Linked DNA regions of Homo sapiens: region 2 is linked to region 1. Evidence: read pairs that join two places in POLR2A ChIA-PET (ENCODE). Cell type or tissue: Panc1. All regions are shown on one strand.

Evidence for each region. ChIA-PET counts read pairs that join two places held together with the same protein. Peaks named below come from ENCODE experiments on the same cell type or tissue, not always from the same donor. Only the 100,000 strongest peaks of a DNase experiment are listed, where the experiment ranks them.
Region 2: POLR2A ChIA-PET joins it to region 1 with 6 read pairs; 2 of 35 experiments call an interaction of 5 or more read pairs at or near these places.

Annotation. Positions count from the first base shown.
Region 1 is chr1:236,533,579-236,536,078 of GRCh38, forward strand. All of the region lies in intron 2 of LGALS8 (galectin 8), which reads left to right. Among named protein-coding and RNA genes, the nearest start is that of LGALS8-AS1, 10 kb to the left of the region's middle. RefSeq lists a silencer at 2,331-2,500. In Panc1, no CTCF peak of the experiment used is centred here; no DNase peak of the experiment used is centred here; H3K27ac peaks cover 2,449 bases.
Region 2 is chr1:236,413,560-236,416,059 of GRCh38, forward strand. It overlaps EDARADD (EDAR associated via death domain), which reads left to right. Exons shown (of 6, transcript NM_145861.4): 3 at 701-740. Among named protein-coding and RNA genes, the nearest start is that of EDARADD, 21 kb to the left of the region's middle. In Panc1, no CTCF peak of the experiment used is centred here; no DNase peak of the experiment used is centred here.

The sequences.
Region 1 (2,500 bases):
CCACCTTCGCCTCCCAAAATGCTGGGATTACAGGTGTTAGCCACTGCGCCTGACCCCCATTTTTTTTTTTTTTAAAGATGTTGAATTGGTCAGGGTTTGTAGTTACAAGCAACAGAAGCCAACTCTTTAAGCAGAAAAGGAATTTGCTAAATGATAGTGCAGAGTTCTCAGAATCTCTAGCAGGATGAAGAACCAGGCTTGGAGAATAGGTAGCCACAGATACACAAGCATACTGTAGGACGGTTCCCATGAAGAGGCATCTGTTGTCACCACTGGACACAGATGGTACTGTGTCTCTGCTACTCTACCAATGCCACTGCTGTCTCTGACCCCAGATGTAGCTCCCTCTGACCCTGGATGCAGCTCCCTCTGACCCTCGATATAGCTGCCCCTGACCCCGGATGTAGCTGCCTTTGACCCCAGATGTAGCTTTCTCCAAACCCAGATATAGCGGCTGCCCCCTTGCCAGAGTGAATACTGCGTCATTGTGGCTTCTTCTTGTCACTGGTTCTTACTTAAAAGCTGAGCTGGAAGTTCTAATGGGCAGTTTTGTCACCTGCTCTTACCTTGTTGCAGTCTAGATGAGGTCTAATGTTCATAAGCTAGGGGATTTTCAGATATGGAAAGGGATACCAATTTTCAGCAGCCAAATAGAGTATCACATTTTCACTCCATGTTTCCTGGGTGTCTGTTATGTTTCCTGGGTGTCTGACTCTTAGGCTTCTTTCAAGCTGCAGTCTGCCTAATAGAGAGCCTTGCATTTAATCATCAAAAAGGCAAAGCAATATGAATCAGCAAGGGTGTTTTGGGAAATAACAGCAAACCTGACTGTGGCGTAAGCTTGTGGTATTGTCTCCAGTGTGATCAGATCTGTATTTTAATTTTTTAAATGTAAATTAATAATGATCTGTGAATCACCAAAGTAGCTTGGAGTAGCCTAGAAAACAATGTATGTCCTCCGTTTTCACAGAAGCCACATAGTCGTGGGTTAAATGAGTCAGCGGCAGGGCACTGTGTCTCATAGTTAAAAAAAAAAAAAAGTATTACTGAAGTAATGCAGGATCTTTTCTGAAGTAGAAGGCATGATGAACCCAGAAAACTAAAGCAGCAAGTGGCCACCGTTCTTAGCATAGTTGTTTCTCAAACTGGAACAACCTATAAACAGTTGTGAACAAGGTATTAGAAGTGATGGGGGCCGGGTGCGGTAGCTTCTCCCAAAGCTCATTACCTCCCAAAGCAACCCCAGTACTTTGGGAGGATCACTTTGAGCCCAGGAGTTCCAGACCAGCCCGGCCAACATGGCAAAACCCCATCTCTCTAAAAGTACAAAAAATTAGCTGGGCATGGTGGCACATGCCTGTAGTCCCAGCTACTTGGATGGCTGAGGCAGGAGAATCGCTTGAACCCGGGAGGCAGAGGTTGCAGTGAGCTGAGATCACGCCACTGCACTCTAGCCTGGGGGACAGAGTGAGACTCTGTCTCAAAAAAAAAAAAAAAAAAAAAAAAGTGATGGGAATAGATTGTTTTGTCTCAAAAAGCTCTTTCCAACACTAAAATGAAACATATAATTAAAAATATTTTTCTGGCTATAGAAATATCGATGCTTATTATAGACATCTGCAAAGTATGAAAATATATGAAGAAAAAAATTAAAATCCCATCATCCCCCATGAAAACTATTGTTATCATTTTTGTCTGATTTCTTTAGTGTTTCTCTTTTTCTTTTTTTAATTTTTAATTTTTTTGAGTATGTAGTAGGTATATCTATTTATGGGGTATATGGCATATTTTGATACAGGATACAGTGTGTATTAGCAAGGTTTTCTTTTTAATGTTTATATTTATTTAGTTGAGATCATACTATATATGGCTCTATAGATTACTTTCTCACTTATATTACTAACTTGTGTTATTAAATATTCTGCATAAAGATAATTTTAAGATGAAATTTGATGTTATAAAAACTTCTCATTTTATTAAGAGATTAACGCTATGAAACCTGCTGCTATATATTCTTGGAACCAGCTGTGACCCAAAAGATCAATGTAGGGATGTAGGTCCTTCCCCATTCTCTACACACAAAATCAGATACTCTGATGTGCAGCTGTAGCCCCAGTCTACACTGTCTGTTGTATTTTTTGTTTTCTGGTGTCATGTGCCTCCCACCCTGCTCCTAGCAATTGCCATGACAACAAATAGATAATTGGCTTCCGTAATTTCTCATCTTATTGCCTAAGGCAACAGAGAGCTTGTGGGCTCAGCTTGCGGTTCAGCAGCTGCTTTGTTGCCTCTCCTCTGTATGTGTGAGGCCTGCCAGAGCCCACTTTCCAGACAGGTGAGAGTTCATTCATTCACCATGCAGTTACCGATCGTCTCTTGACCTGTGTCCTGGGGAGGTAAAGGTGATGAGCCAGTTCTGCCCCATGCAGCTCACAGTCTAGGCAAAGCTACATGCAAACAAACAGAATCCAAAGTGCTATCATGAACCCTCTGAGAGGGG
Region 2 (2,500 bases), 120 kb before region 1:
TTTCATTCCTCTCATGGACGTTTTCAGAAATGGCTACATTGTTTAGTCTGAAATAAGTTTCCGGAACTTTAGATATCGGCATGTAAGTATGAATAAATGAAAAGAAATATATGTGATTGTGAGAACATTTGCTATTTTGAATTCCTGTAACAGTATTACTCTCAACTGATGCATTGAGGAACTGTGCTGAATTCTGCATAATTACTGATTTTTAGATCTTTGTGCAGTCAGTAGGGAAGGGATCTTTTGAATCATCCTGTCTCAGTCGACCCAGGCCAGAGCTCTGCAATAGTGAGTACTGCCCAGAACACATGCTTATTGACCCCAGTGACTATTGCAGAAACGGTGAGAAGAAATGCATCTGTCCTCATAATTCATGACAACAAATGCTCCTCAATTGTAAACTGCAGGAGGCTAGCACTGCAGAAAAGAGAGGAAGTGTAGTTTCGTGGTCCAAGCTGTGGAAATTTGGAAGCCTTATTCTGTTTCATGTTCCAGCATTAACCTCTTGTCAACCTTGATTTCATTCCTGTCGACTGAGAATAAACACAATCAATGGATAAGGCCAGTTGATAAGTTTGAGGTTAAACATTTTCAAGTTTTTAATTGAAGTCATAACTTTCCCAAGACAAAGCTTTCTTTTCACTTTGATCTTACATGGCATTTAAAAATAATTCTCCTCTTTTGTTGGTTTCTACAGTCAGACAAATATCCCATTCAAGATACGGAACTCCCTAAAGGTATGTACAGTTAAAATAACTACTTGAACATGTGATTATTTTAATATTGTGAACAAAGCACTAGTCGACCTAATTTTTCATTATTTAAAATTGTAAAGTAGAAACATGCCCATAGATTAGCTCGTGACTTGTGACATAATTGTCTCAGAAATTAATTTTTTTCTTTTTTAAATAGTATCTTTTAACCTTGCAATAGAAATGAATTTTCTTATTAAAAACTGTAAATTATTCCATAACAAATTATGCGTTAAATTCCTGTGGTGTTTTTAACAGGCATAAAATGAAGACAGCTGGGACTTTGGGTTGCAAAGGGAGAGAAATCTAACACTAATTTGTTTAAAAAGCGGGAACTGGCCAGGCGCGGTGGCTCGCACCTGTAATCCCTGCACTTTGGGAGGCCGAGGCAGGTGGATAGCCTGAGGTATGGTGTGGGCGTGGTGGCAGGCACCTGTAATCCCAGCTACTAAGGAGGCTGAGGCAGGAGAATCGCTTGAACCTGGGAGGCAGAGGTTGCAGTGAGCCAAGATCGCACCACTGCACTCCAGCCTGGGCAACAAACTCCATCTCAAAAAAAAGAAAAAAAAAGTGGGAACTTGCTGACTTTGGGGTCTTTGGGCCCTGCTGCATCCAAGCATCTAAGTGAGGCTGTCAGGCTGAGTCCATCTCATGGCTCTGTCTTCTTCCATGTTGGCTCCATTCTTGGGCAGGATTTCCCCCCGTGGAGGGAAAGATGATTACTAGCGCCTCTTGCTTTAGATGGCGTTCTCAAGGTGGTGGAGGAAGAGGGAGCCTTTCCACCAGCACGGATAGCACAATTTTAGAGATGATTGTGATTGTGGCAGTTCAGGTCATGTGGCCATCCTTAAATCAGCTATTGTCATCAGGAGGATGGAGGACATTGGCCAGGTCTGAGCCTTGAGATCGGGTCGGGGAGGAGGGTCATGGAGTGGATTTTGCCCAAACCACTGTTCTGTGGCTAGACAAAGGGGTGAGGGATGCTTGTTAGGCCCAAAAGCAAACTAAAAAAGCTATCTTTGATAACCCATACACTTATGCTTTAGGCATGGTGCAGACCATAGGGGTGGCTAGACCCTAGCCTTCCATAACCTCTCCTGCTGGGTGGTCAGCAGGGCTATGTTCCTTTTTTATTATTATTATTTTTTGAGACAGAGTTTCACTCTTGTTGCCCAAGCTGGAGTGCAATGGCTCAATCTTGGCTCACTGCAACCTCTGCCTCCCGGGTTCAAGCGATTCTCCTCCCTCAGCCTTCCAAGTAGCTGGGATTACAGGTGCCTGCCACCACACCCGGCTAATTTTGTATTTTTAGTAGAGGCGGGGTTTCACCATGTTGGTCAGGCTGGTCTTGAACTCCTGACCTCAGATGATCCACCTGCCTTGGCCTCCCAAAGAGCTGGGATTACAGGCATGAGCCACCCACTGCACCTGGGCCCTGTGTTCCTTTATGGAGGCCAAGTTGCAGGTTGTCACAGTGGGGCCTCTACCTTGTAGTCTGCTGACAATCCAGAGATGAGGGGTGGGATGGGGTGGAGTTGGGGACAATCAGATCTGACTAGTTTCAGAGATGGCAGGGGCACCTGGCATCCTGGTCACCATGGAGGGGTAGGCCTGCCCAGCACGCACTAACGTGAGTCTCCCCAGCAGTTCTCATGGTAGTGGATAATCGTAGAGAGATCCCCAGGGCCAACCTGTCCAGAGTTTGGCCAAAGCTCTCCTCCTCTTCTCCCCCTACTATTCCAGAC